2 separate regions of the Homo sapiens genome follow, and region 2 is linked to region 1. The links are chromatin loops, found by intact Hi-C in ENCODE. Cell type or tissue: Calu3. All regions are shown on one strand. Links, peaks and the distances in the headings refer to the core of each region. The heading gives the core; the rest is flanking DNA. Region 1 has its middle 150 kb from the start of DSC3. Region 2 overlaps LOC105372047 (a long non-coding RNA gene).

Region 1 (7,438 bases), core at 1,607-5,606:
AAAAGCATTATCGTATATTTCCAAAAGAACGTTTAGAAATTATTTTGTATTTCACTGTCATGTTATTAGATTTTGTAATACTTGATTCACGAGTAATAAAAAAAATTTAATTGGGAAGATTTTACAATGTGTGAGGAAATAAAACTAAGATTCATATAGCAGTAACTCTATTAAACAATAATATAACTAAATTTTTCGCCTAAAATTCAAGGTCTCTGTTTAATTATCTATTCTAACCTTCAGTTGAAGATCCATGTTGAGGAACAAAACTGTAGTACTGGCAGCATCTCACCTTCAAATAACCAAAATCCTCTCATCCGAGGCCTTGTTTCTAGTTTTCCAATTTTACCCTTAGACAGAGATCCCCAAACTTTCAGTTCACAGTGCCCTTACTATCTCAGTAATTCTGTTTTTTGTTTGTTTGTTTTGTTTTTGTTTTTTTTTTTTTGGGACGGAGTCTTGCTCTGTCGCCCAGGCTGGAGTGCAGTGGCGCCATCTCGGCTCACTGCAAGCTCCGCCCCCGGGTTCACGCCGTTCTCCTGCCTCAGCCTCCCTAGTAGCTGGGACTGTAGGCGCCTGCTACCACGCCCGGCTAATTTTTTTGGTATTTTTAGTAGAGACGCGGTTTCATCGTGTTAGCCAGGATGGTCTTGATCTCCTGACCTCGAGATTCGCCCGCCTCGGCCTCCCAAAGTGCTAGGATTACAGGCGTGAGCCACTGCTCCCGGCCCTATCTCAGTAATTAAGTGTTCCTAGGACAAAAGAAATGCCCAACGGTTACATCTATTAAGTTGTGAGATGCACACAACTTAAGAAGTACTTACGTCTTAACAACTTAGTAGATATCTGAAAAGAGAATACACATACATTGAAAGGAAAATTAGTGTTATTTCATTCTTAAGTAGCGGTAACCTATTACTAATGGGATGTGTATTGCTGCTGCGTATTGCACAACTTTTCAAATCAGATTAGACATCCCAATCTGAAATCAGATTAGACACCCCAATTTTCATTTGGTACTTGCTTTTTATTGCAACAAGTGCCAAAAGTAAAGAACAACTTCTCAAAAACATGATGTAAGTGAAGAGAATATAGTGTGATTTAATGTTAAGTCTGTGAACTACCCTGAGCTAGCAGTTCTCCCAATATTCAACAGATGTCATAAGTGGAGTTTCTGTTAGAAAAAAGTTTAAATTTCCCACAGAGCCTCTAAATTTACTGAAGCACCAGCAAACCTTGGCACAGACTTTGGAATCTACATTCCTTAAGGAAATTCTAGAGAAAAATTAAACAAGCTAATTGTATGTCTATTCTTGTCTTAAAATCTCTGATGACAATCTCATGCCTCCAGTTCCAACATCATTCTCTCTCTCTCTGTCTCATTGTCACACACATGTGCACGCGCACACACGCACACACACACATTTGATCACCTTCTACCTCTCATTTATTTCATTTATTCAAGAAATATTTATTGAGTGCCTACTATAGACATCTTGCTAAATTATAAGGGCACAGCAATGAACAAGATTCAGCCTTTGTTCATATACAGAGCTACTGGGAAAGCTAGAGAAGCAATTAGCCAATTATAATGCTATTCTACTAAAAATAGAAAAGAGAAGAAAGTACTGTGAAAAACACATAGGCAAGATAACTAGCCCAATCTAGGGAATTTGACAGGAGTCATAGAAATCAAAAGTCTAAGATTATCAATAGATATCATAGATAAGTATTATTCCCTATAGAGCTCAGCGTTCACTTAAATGATATACTCTAATAGATACATTTTTTTCTGTTTCACAAAAATGAAGTTTCTGATATTGGGAAACATTTGAAGGAATTGTACCTTCTAAATTATTTAAGGGAAAAAAAATAAAGCCAGCGTCAAACACTAATACACCAAAAACTGCTATCATAAAATGGTATCATAATAGACCAAGGCAAAATGTGCAAACCTAAAGGGATCCCCCTTTGGAGACAGTATGTTGAGGCTTTTGGAAAGAGAACATCTGATCCACGGAAATTCTGATAGAAGGATATCAACTTCACCAATTCACTGAAATGGATCTTTAGTATCCAGAGTATCTCCAAATATATGCTTTTGGTTTCATTTTTCTTCTTAATGGTTAAAATCACATACGCATGTACAGTTAGATGTGCGATGATCTCAGAACAATGATACCAAATATCTTTTTTATTTTCCTTTCTAAAATATTTCTGCTTGTAAAGTCATCTAGGGACTTAGTTAACTGTACAGTTTATAAGCTGATTGTCTCCTCCTGTCATGGCAAGTCATCACCATCATTGACATACTTATTCCTTCTGCTTATTCACGTGCACTGGGAAGCAGAAAGTACCTATGATGTCAGAAGTCTCAGGAAGTATTGCAAAAAAGGGTCAAGACCTGGCATAGAGAATTTGTATCATCAGAAGGAAAGCGTGCTCATTGGTTTAACTCCTGCCTCTAGATGCTTTCATAGCCTTCTCTAAGCGAGCAGAAATAATGGTAACAAGCCCTTATGCCACACTTATTATGAACCAGGTAACTTTCATCACGATTTACCTGTGATAAACTCTCTGACTCCATGTAACCCCGTGAGTTAGGTACTTTCATTACCCCAATGAGAAATTGAGGCACACAGAAGAAATTGTCAGATAGTGGAAATTGATTTAAAATACAGTCTAGTTTCAGCATCTTTTTCAAACCAGTGCCTCCTTCCACAGATCTTTATGCTGGTTATTCCCACCTGAATGAGTTACAGATTTATCTACAAACCATGGAGAATAGATACCTAAGAAGAAATGTAGGGATTTTTGAACAAGGAGAACCTACATATTCTCAAGTTCAGTGGAAATATTCAAACTTATAATTATTACTAATTAAGATTCTCTTATTGTCTGAGACTTCCTCCAAAGGATGTCACCATGCATCACCAGACATAAACAAATCTTTCAAGCTAACCACAATTCTCCCAAATTGGTGTTAACCAATATATGAATAGGAAGCATCCAGCCCCTTGGCAGTAACTGCAAGGGCAGTACTGTTTTCCCTTGGCAATTCCTGCCTAGATTTTTAGTCAGCCTATGATTCTCTAGATTTGACTGATAGCTCTAACTCTCATGTTTAAACTTTAATACTGCTGTGCAATATTGACCTATTTCCATGATATTTCAAATGATGTTAGGTGGCCTGACCTCTGCTTTAGGGATCTGAAAGTTTTCCTGCCCTTTCCTGGATCTTTCTTGAAGACATGAGCCCATGCCTGCATGTCGCATTCATTGGCCTTTCCAAGAACTACAGCCAGGGGATCCAGATGTGGCCATGGTATGGTTTAGCATGTGCAGGAGAAAGCAGGCTCCTTATCTGGCATCTGAGCTTGCTTGAGTACCATGCCATGGGAGTATTTATGCAGTGAACAACCCATAGTCAGAAAATGTTTTTTCAATATTCAGAGTTCATGAAACAGTAATATTCTTATGCATTGGTTTTAAATGTCTGGCTTTTTCCTGTAACCAATGAGTCATCCAGGCTGGGATGTTTTGCAGTTATTTCAGATAATGTAAAACCTCACTACATGAAGGGAAATAACATGCACTATATATTAGAACTTACTTTTTCTCCACAGTTTCCAAGATTTACATCAAATAGGAAAAATAACACGGTGAAAGCATTCTTCGGGTCATTTTTAAAAAGTAAAGTAACTGAAGTCAGATGCCAGAATGCATTTCAGTTGACTGTGACTTTTTTTCCTGTTTGGTAAAGAATGATTGTGATAACAGCCTGATCATGAGCTTGATAGAAAAATGCAGGGCCACGTATTGTTCCTAACCAACAGCACCATCTTCTGTCTGCAGGATGTCAGATCTGGGAAAAGGATAGCTCGCTTTGCCATGAGGCATTCAAATTTGAGGGCTTAGACAAACAATGTAAATCCCCTTTCTTCCTACCTTGACATCGGTGAGGTCAAATTCATTTTAAAACAGTGAAAACTGCATTTTAGGAAAAATAAGCTTAAAATTCAACCAAGAATTGCACATGGAAAGCAACATCACAACATCAATATCGTTCTGCTTCTTGCAGAACTGTACTCACCCAGGTATCCTTTTATCTATACTTCCCACTTAGAAATTCTGCAAAAAAGGCTGAAATTTCATGGATTTTACAGAAAGGGGAGTGTGACCTCTAGTTTGTTACAATTACAATGATTTAGAAAACTATCTCAAATATTGGAGTCACCCCCATCTGAATATTACAAGGGGGAAAATAGGAAGATCTAGAGGTGTGAATAATGTCACACAACCCCTTTAAATATGTATACCTTCCAAACAAAAAGCTATGTGAAACATGTATAGCCACTCCTTTTTGTTGTCTGTTTTAGATAAATCAACTAACTGAAGCCTTAAGCAATTAAATAATTTATAAAGGAAAAGCTAATTTGCTACTAAATTTGTCAAATGCATTAAGTAATGTAATGAATAGTAATGCAGGTGAGTGTGCAGGAGGTCACAGCACAGGTCTAAGTGGTGCTTAGGTACATCTGGGCAAGTCTAGTGGGGACATGGTTTCTCCAAGATTCTGTGTTCAAGGGGGCTGAGAAGAGGTCATCCTGAGGTGAAATGAATCCAGGTACCAACCAGCCATGCATCCTAAACCATAAACAGTAGGAAAAGTCTGGAAACATGACTTTTGTCCTCATATCTGCCTCCCAAATGAGTCTTTTGAAGAGCAGGGAAACTATATAAAATCTGAGGAAGTTTCGGCCCTAACATTTTGTAACACATTGGAACGCAAGTCGACCTATCTCTACAGGAACATCACCCAGAGACGGGCTTTCACTCCAAACTTGTCACACACCACTGTGCGATATTGCGATTATATGATAGTGATGTTGGGCCAAGCATCTCTGGTGTCTGAGAAGAGAACATTTCAAAAGATGTTTTTGGTGAATCTATTTGAAAAACATCCTAGCAGGACTTCTGAAATTAGGTGGTAGCCAAAATGGACAGGGGTTATTCGTAAGAAGGAAGGATTTGCAGGGGATAGAGAAAAGATAGAAAGAGGCCAGGCGTGGTGGCTCACGCCTGTAATCCCAGCACTTTTGGAGGCCGAGGCGGGCAATTTATCTGAGGTCAGGAGTTTGAGACCAGCCTGGCCTACATGGCAAAACCTCGTCTCTACTAAAAATACAAAAATTAGCCAGGCATGGTGGTGCACACCTGTAGTCCCAGCTACCCAGGAGGCTGAGGCAGGAGACTCACCTGAACCCTGGAAGTGAAGGCTGCAGTGAGCCAAGATCATGCCACTGCACTCCAGCCTGGGAGACAGAGCGAGACTCTGTCTGGAAAAAAAAAGAAAAAGGAAAAAGAAAAAAATGCAAAGTCAGTTATCACAGTTATCACATGTCCATTCATTCCTTTTAGTGAAATTATAGAATTCAAGTGTGAACACAGGAGGGCTTAGTTCTCAGGAAAAAAATATAAATAAAAGATTCACATGATTAATATGTAATATTTCTCAAAGGACCTTACATCACTTAACCAACCTTCGAATTACCTCTACATAGTCAAAGAATTGTGCTATTATAAGTAAATATTATGAATTAATTTAAGATGGATCCTTTGGGCAGAAATGGATTTTTTTTTTCCTAAAAAATACCAACATTGGTTGTGAAGTCAGCTAAAATTTAATGGAGAAGTACACAACTATCCATTTTGTTTTCGCTAGACAGGTAGTATTTGACATTTTTTTTTTTTCCTACTTGAAGACATGGAAGCATGTAAATGATCCCTTGCTATTTGTGATTCTATTTGTTACATTTATTCAAATTTTCTACAGAAAGATGTTTGAATTAGAACCAATAAGTTTCCTGGTAAATAAGTGACACAACCTTGCCCAAGTCCTGAAGTCATTGATTCCAAAGGACTAAGCTGCTGTGCCAGTTTACCTGTGGAGACTACAGAAACCAAAACTATGCCAAATAGAGAAATGTAAATGTCCTTACTGGAATTTGAATGGTAAACACGTGACTTTTTTCTCCAGAATAGAAATCCTTACAGATGTTTAAATCATTGCAACTCAAAACTATTTAAAAACAATTGGCTACAGAAACCCACTAATCAATGCAGAAATTACAGTAGAATAATAGGTTGCTATAAAAATTGTATAAGTTAATTTTCAGGTAGAAATATTAGTGGGTTTTTCCTAATTTATATCTTTTTAATCTTTCACAGTCTTCATTTAAACTTCATTAGAAAGTTTTCAGAACACTCATGATGCTATATTTTCTTAGTTTCCCTCTTATATTAACCACATCTCCCAGTCGAATTACTTTCATTGCAAATATCGTTTTAAGATCTCTGCTTTTCAAAGATGCAATTAACAAGAAATTGAGGATGCTGTTTTAAGGAGCCATGTCCTAAGCTTCCCCAAAACCAGACCATTTTCAAGCCATCAGTTAAGATCATAAAATGTGATTTAGAGGATTTTATGTATTTAATTTCTACAGCAGATATCTGAACGAGTACCTTTTAGCACAGTTGCCTATGTTGTAGACTTAAAGTAACTTTTTGAGAAGCACAGAATGTCTTTTCTGAGTCAACACAGCTATATGGTTTATAAAAGAACCATCTGCTCTCTTTAAGTGCATACTTTGTTAACCAGACACTAGGCAGCTATCTCTAGTCTCTCTGCTTGCCCTTTGCCCCCTGCCAAGGTCATTCCAGGGAAAACAGAACACTTCGCATTGAGAATCAGCTTTTCATTCAAAGCTTCCCCCATTCTCCTATGGATTTTAATCATATCCTTAATGTGAAATGGCATCAAGGACAAATTATCCAAGACAGAAGACAAAATGCTTAGTTTCTAAGAGCTTTACTTAACTATACCACTGCCTTATATGCCTGGTACAGAAATGGAAAAAAAAATCAGTATGTGAGCACTTTCTGCCCAGAGCCAGGACCCTAAAGATTGAGAATACTCGTATCAGTTCTGAATAAACACTTATATAAGGCAACAGGTGTTGTAAAACCAGCCTTTCATCATCTGCCTCCTAAAACTCAAAAGATAATAAAGATGCTGATGAGAAACCACTAGGGTAAGTGAACAACTTTAAGTAATCCATTAAAGGGCAAGATTCTGGTTCAAAAGGACCAAGAAATTGATCTTCCTTTTTCCTCTCATATCAGGGCACATTGATAGTTATTGACTCTTCTTATACAATAATGAATGTGTTGCTGGGTAAATTCCTAGATGGGAAGAAGGTGAAAAAAAAATCAAGAGTAGAAGCCTATTAAAATAAACCCCTTAATGTGAGTGTTCCAGAAGTATGGTGGCTTTTGCAACCAAAGAGCCGTAAATCAGAGAGCTTGCTACTATCATTTTAATAAATACAAAGAATGCCACTGATGATCTTGAAATAAATTCTTACCAAATTTGATA
Region 2 (7,438 bases), core at 1,116-5,115, 510 kb before region 1:
TGTTTAACTTTTCTCAGTAACTGTCAGACTGTTTTCCAAAGTGATTATACATCACATTACATTCCCACTAGCAGCATGTGGGGATATTTATTCTTCCATATCCGCTCCAACATTATTTATTATCTGTCTTTTTACTTATAGCCATACAAGTGGGTATAAAGTGCTATCTGATTGTGGTTTTCATTTGCCTTTTGCTAGTACCTAATGATGAGCGTTTTTATGTACTTATTAGATATTTGCATATTTTCTTGAGAGAAATGTCACTTAGATCTTTTGGTGATTTTTAAAAAGATCATTTTATTGGCTTTCTGAATTATTGAATTGTGAGAATCCTTCATATATTTGAGATACAACTCCCTTTTCAAATGTATGATTTGCAAAGATATTCTCTTATTGTGTGGGCTTTGGTCACGTTCTTAAGTGTCCATTGAAACACAATGTTTTAAATTTTGAATACATACCATTTATTTATTCTGCTTCTTTTGTTGCTTGTTCTTCTGGTATCATGCTTAAGAAACTATGGCCACATATAAGGTCATAAGGTTTTGCCTTTATAAGATGTTTTCTTCTAATAAATTGTATATTTTCACTCTTACATCTAGTTCTCTGAGTCATTTTGTGTTAACTTTTGTATACGGTAGAAGATATGGGTACAACTTCCTTTTTTTGCTGGCAGGTATATAGTTGTCTCAGCATCTTTGTTGAAAAGACTATTCTTTCTTCATCCAAATATATTGGCAATCTTGTTGAAAATCAATTTCCCATAAATGTGAGGGATAGTTTTGAACTCACAATTCTATTCCTTTGATTTGTGTCTACCTTTATGCCAGTGCCATGTCATATTGATTGCACTGGCTGTATAATAAGTTTGAAATCAGGAAGTGTGATTCCTATGACTTTGTTCTTTACAAAATTGTTTTGATTATTCAGTGTCCCATAAGTTTACATTTAAATTTTAGAATCAGCTTGTCATGTCTACAAAGAAGCCAGCTGGGATTTTCAGAATGATTTGTTTAATATATAGAACAATTCAAAGACTATTGTCATATTTACAGTAGTAAGTCTTTCAGCTCATAGAGAATGGTTTTTTATTTCTTTATATCCTTTTTAATTGCTTTCAACAATATATTGTTGTTTTCAGAGTATAAGTTTTGTACCTGTCTTGTGAATTTTATTCCTAAGTGTTTATTATTTTTGGTGCAATTGTAAGTGGAAAAAGTTTTTCTTATTTCATTTTTAGATTCTTCATTGAAAACGCATAGGAAAATAATTGATTACTATAAATTAAACATATCCTTCACTAATTCTGAACTTGTTTATTTTATTTTTTATTTTTAATTTTTTTTTTGAGATGGAGTCTTGCTCTGTCGCCCAGGCTGGAGTGCAGTGGCACAATCTCGGCTTACTGCAACCTCTGCCTCCTGGGTTCAAGCAATTATCCTGTCTCAGCCTCCCAAGTAGCTGGGATTACAGGCATGTGCCACCACACCCGGCTATTTTTTTGTATTTTTAGTTGAGACGGGGTTTCACCATGTTGGCCAGGGTGGTCTCAAACTCCTGATCATATGATCTACCCACCTTGGCCTCCAAAAGTGTTGGGATTACAGGCATGAGCCACCATACCCAGCCTGAACTTAATAGCTTTGATTTTTTAGTGGATTAAGATTTTCCATACATAAATTCATGTAGTCTGTAAATACAGATATTTTTACTTTTTAATTTCCAGTCCTGATAGCTTGTATTTCATTTGCTTGCCTAATTGTTCTGGCTAGAACCTAAGTATAGAATAGATGTGGTGAAAATATTCTTTTCTTATTCCTAATCTTAGGGGATATTAGAGTAAAACTAGCCTAATAGAATGAGTTGAGAAGCACTATCTTCTATTTTGTGGAAGACCATATGAAGAATTGCTATTAATTTTTGTTAAATGTTGGTAGAATCCACCAGTGAGATCATGAATGCCTGAGGAGTTTTTGTTTGTTTTCTACTAATTCAATCTCCTTACTGGATTTTCCATTTCTTCTTTAGTCAGTTTTAGTAGTTTTTGTCTTTACAGGAGTTTGTTCATTTTGGCTAAGTTGACTAATGTATTGGCACATAATTGTCATAGCATTACTTTATAATCTTTTTTAAACCTTTTCTGTAGGGCTGGTAGTGATGTCCTATCTTTCATTTCTAATTTTAGTAATTTGAATCCTTCTTTTTGTATTTTTTTGCTCAGTCTAGCTAAAGCTTTGTCGATTTTGTTGATCTTTACAAAGAATCTATTTTTGGTTTCATTTATATCTCTAATATTTTTCTATTTTACTAATTTTTGCCATATTTTAAGTTTTTTCTTTCTGTATTATGTTGGAATTCATTTGATCTCTTTTCTCACTGTCTTAAGGTGAAAAGATATTAATTTGAAATGTATATTTTTAATATAGTTATTTATAGACCTAAATTTTCCTCTAAGCATTGCTCTATTGTTATAAGTTTTACTATATTGTGCATTTATTCCCTTTTATCTCATTTTTTTCTAACTACTTGCATATTATTTCCTTTGATCTATTTTTCATTTAGGATTTTTTAACATTTCTACATATTTTTAAGTGTTCCAAAATTATTTCTGTTATTGCTTTCTGATTTCATTACATGTTAGTTAGAGAACAGACTATGTGATGTTTACGTATTTTAAACTTTCTGAGACTGTAGTATAGTATATAGTCTATCTAGGAGAATGTTTCATGTAATCTTGAGAAGATGTCTAGTCTGCTGTTGTTAGGTAGACTGTTCTATAGATACCTGTTGGGTCTAAATTGGTCTATAGTACTGTCCAAATCTTTTTTCCCTCCTTGTTCTTCTGTCTAATCATTCCACAAATATATGAGGTCTTCAGTCTTCTAACTATCATTATTGAATTATACAGTTTTCCTCTTACTTCTCCAAGTTTTGCTTCATGGATTTGGTCCTTACTTGTTGGATGCATATGTTTAAGCTTGTCATATTTTCCTGATGGGCTGACACTTTTATTATTATAAAATGTCCCTCTTTACTTCCAGTAACATTCTTTGTTCTAAAGTCTATTTTGTCTGATATGAGTATAACCACTTCAGTCTTATATTTTCTCTGTGACAACTTTTTTCTATCCTTTTAATTTTAATCTATTTATATATTTGAATCTAAAATATGTCTCCTGTAGAAAAATATATAACTGGGTTTTGTTTTTATATCCAGTCTAAAAATGCATACGTTTTTAATGGACTACTTAATCTATTCATATTTATTATTATTATTAACATAGTGGAGTCAGCACCTGCCATATTACATGGGTATTATTTATGTCTCATTTTTATTTGTTCTTCTATAACTTTTACACTGTTTCTTGTGAATTGTCACTGTTAATCTTATTGGTGTTTTAAGTAATGAGTCACTTTTATCTTAAGGCTCTCAAGATTTGTCTTTGGTTTTACACATTTTCACTATGGTATGTCTTTGTGTACATCTATTTATGTTATCCAGCGTGGAGTGTGATAAGACTCTTGGATGTGTAGATTAATGTTTTTTATTATATATGAGAAGTTTTCAGCCATTGTTTTTTCAAAAATCTTTTTGCTTCTTTATCTCTTTCCCATCTTTCTGTACTCCAGTTATGCATTTCTTTATGCACTTAAACTTGTCCCACATTTCTCTTAGGCACTGTTCATTTTTCTTCATCGTTTTTATTTTCTATTCTTTTGATTGCATGATCTCTATAAATGTTCAATTTACTAATATGTCCTCTTTCAATTCAGCTCCTCTAGTGTATTTTTTATTTCACTTGTTATACATTTAAACTTCAGAAATTCAATTTGATTCTTTTCAATAACTCCTATTGTTTAATGCTTTCCTGATGTGACATTGTCATCATAGTTTTGTCTTTTAGAATATTTTATTTTAGTATTTTGAGCATATTTAGTATTTAGTCACTCTCATAAGCAGCTTCCTTTACCTTTTATTTTTTTTCCTTATGTATAGGTCATATTTTTCTGTTTCTTTGCATTTCTTACAAATTTTTGTTGAAAACTAGAAATTTTAGATAATATAGTGTAGTAATTCCAGGTACTTCCTCCACCCTAAGCTTGTTATTGTTATGTGCATGTTTATATGTTTCGTGAAAGGCTAGATTATTTTAGTTAAGTCTATTTCTCCTCAGTGTGAAGACTCTGACGAATAGGACTCTACCTCTTTCCTTGACAACACATACAATTAAGCTCCATTAATTGCTGGCCCATTTAATTTTTTTTTCAAGTGTGCCCTCAGGCACAATTTACTCCACAGCCTGCTCTAATTAAATGTGGGCTCCTTTGTATAGATAGCATTTGAGATTTGAGTTTCCGGTTTGCTTTGACACCAGGAGGGCGCTCTTGAGCTGTCTCTTTCCTGATTCACTTAGGTAAACTAGCTGCCCGTGGTTTGGTATATCACAATAAAACTACCAGTCTCCTCTCATTTCTTTCCACCAAATTCTCTATTGTTATTGACAGTTGCCTTAATCTTGAACTTACTCCACACTGTATAATGAAGTGAATTTCTTTGAGAAGGGCTTCAGAGATCTTTGTTTTATTATATCTCTTTCCATTTGCACACACGAAGAAATCTGAATCAAGAGTCTGCAGCGGGGGCAGAGATAATAGCATGCTTCTCTCCGAGTGACACCCTTGTCATAGGAGTGACTGCTGAGACGGGTTCTGTAGCCTCTAGCCTTCTCAACTTGCCTCTCCCAGGATAGAACCTTCACACTACAAATGTGTCAGGATGATGGCAGTGAGTCTCTAGTATTAGTGCACTACACCAGAAATACAGCCCTCACTCCATCAGAGCGCAGAGCAATCCAATCCTTAATAAAGAAGTGAGGTAGGGAAGATTAGGCGTACGAATCCCAGCTAAAGAAGTTCAGTGAAGATAGAGTCTTGGAGCCAAAACTGGTTGTCAGAGAAGTTCCACGTCCCCTGATAAGGAGTCTGTCTTAGCATCCTGGGCATTCTAAGTCATTGACTAGGATTATGCCACGGGAAGCATGTTAGGTAAAATTAAAAGATTGTTTTCAGAGGGCAGTAACTGAGGTCCTTAGCATTATAGTTATTTGGAGTTCTATGAGGTACATTCTTTTAAATTCACGCACACATACAATCACACACAAAAACAATAACTTATAATCTTTTAAAGTTATGAAGATAATACATTCACACTTAAGTGTGATTATACCCCAAGGAGGCAATAAGAAATATAGAGGGAGATTTTGATGTTTTCTCTACTTTTGACATTTTATTTTGTGCATATATTTGAATTATATTTATATATTTTAAAAAAATCTCTGCATACACAACATCACTTATTAGACATAATTTGTTCACAAGAAAACATACACAAAAATTAACAATTACCATTGTTCTATTGTTTGTGACTTACTTAAAAATGTATTTAATCACTAATTTTCTATAAAGAACATATGTAATTTTTCTCATAATAAAATTAAATGTTTTAAATGATATATATTAATAAAGGTAATAATTGCCACTATAAATAAATCTTTTTTTCATTATGACTTTCTGGTGATCTATTCTCCTTGACAGATTTTCTTTCCTGTTTGGATGTATATCCCAAGCCATCCATTTTCAAGTATAACTATCTGTATAGCAGGACATGTAAAGTAACCAATAGTTAGCCAAATTAAGTGCTGCCTCTACACATGCCAGTGAGAATGTGAACCCTTGGAAGGATGAAACATGATTCCAATCATTTCCATAATTACTGCAGTACCTCATGCAATGCTTTGGTCATCTGTAGACACCAAATGTCTATATCATAAATACACTACTTAGAGAAATACATGGCCAACATTAAATTCAGAGCAGGAGCATAAATGAAATCATTGTACATTATGTGTTTCTTCCTTGTAGTGTACTTTTCTGCACATAACTTTGCAACCACATTCAAAAGAATGTCCAGAGAAGACATGCTTTGCTTGCAATTCTAAAACGCATAATAGCTCTGGGGCTGCTTAGAATTGAATTGCAGTGGAATGAACTGAAGAGAAACTTACAAAGTTTCCACTTCATATCCTGCTTAACTTCAGTTATTTTTCCCAAATGGTGGAGCAACTGTTTTGAAGAACTTCCAAATATTTTCTCCTGAGAGTGAGAAGTTCTTACACTTATAGTTAAAAGAAAATTGACTCAAATACTATCTTGAAAGGAAACAGATAAAAATAAACACCCACAGAGAAATGCACCAAGATGCTGAAGTAGCCTAAAGAGAGTTTATTAGTTTACATATTTAATCACATCATTCAACAGAAAAGAATGCTATTTAACTTGTATCACCAGTGGGCTTGGTATCTGAACCATGACAGCTCATATTCTTAATACCAAAATATTTATTAATTTACTATCATGCATTAAAGCTATTCTTTTATGAGTTAAAAATGATCTCATAAATCTTACAGTCTAAATAAATACAAACAAAACAGTTTCAAATTCTAATAAGTCCAGTGGAGAAAATAAAATATGATAATGTAGTAGAGATCTGGAGAGCTAATGTAGATTGGACAGTCAAAGAAAGTCACTTTGAGGAAGTGACGTTTAAGCTGAGATTGGAATAAAAGGGAGAAGCCTAGCTGGTAGTCTTTTTATGGTCTGAAAATGCAAAAGGGACCCAACAGCATGAGAGGTGTGTGTTTCTTGGGGGAGGGGTAAAGGAAAGGAGTATAAATAGATGGAGAGTATTAGAGTGGAAAAATGAAGAGCAACTGTGGAAAAAATAGGACTGCGTAATGGGATGGAATAGGGCAATAACCAAAAAGAATCAGTAAAAATCTGTGGACGAAGAGAGTCTAAGATACATATGCTTTTTTTCAGAGTTGCTTTTAAAATAATCATTTCAGTTGAAAACAAAGATCATAAAAAACAATAAAGTTTGAAAAACACAAAATATAAGTAACACTTCATAAGTAAACTGTGTATCTTTTTTTCATTTACCTATTTATGTTGAACATCTATGTGCTAAAAGTATTTAATTTTTCTCAAAACTTCAATAAAATGTTAAATTATAATAAAATTATAAAATTATAATTATCTACTCTAAAATGCTATATTTTAGAATTAGATGTCTACTTCCTTCAACAGACACAAATGTAGTTTTTTATAGTAAACTCAACGTAACTTATAACTGTTTATTTTTATTAGGTATACCCTAAACTTTCTGTAACAAAAAAATTTTGAAAAGATTATACTGATAATATTTATATTATCATTTGATGTCAAACTTATTTTCCAAAGTTAAAATTATGTCAACTTCTAGACCGTAAATGTATAGTACCACCAACTTCCCCCAAAAAAGACATAAGATGAAATAAAATAACAGCAGGGACTGAAAATCTCCTTTCTTTCCTTCCACTACTTTTACCCCTATTTATGTA

Evidence for each region. Peaks named below come from ENCODE experiments on the same cell type or tissue, not always from the same donor. Only the 100,000 strongest peaks of a DNase experiment are listed, where the experiment ranks them.
Region 2: it touches region 1 in a loop (2.5-fold over the local background); 3 of 110 quality-filtered maps call a loop at or near these places.

What each region holds. Positions count from the first base shown.
Region 1 is chr18:30,886,239-30,893,676 of GRCh38, forward strand. No RefSeq gene overlaps it. Among named protein-coding and RNA genes, the nearest start is that of DSC3, 150 kb to the right of the region's middle. In Calu3, for the core only: a CTCF peak has its summit at 3,841 (motif pointing left); a DNase peak (open chromatin) is centred at 3,843.
Region 2 is chr18:30,372,346-30,379,783 of GRCh38, forward strand. The region is part of intron 1 of LOC105372047 (a long non-coding RNA gene); the gene reads right to left. Among named protein-coding and RNA genes, the nearest start is that of MIR302F, 77 kb to the left of the region's middle. In Calu3, for the core only: no CTCF peak of the experiment used is centred there; no DNase peak of the experiment used is centred there.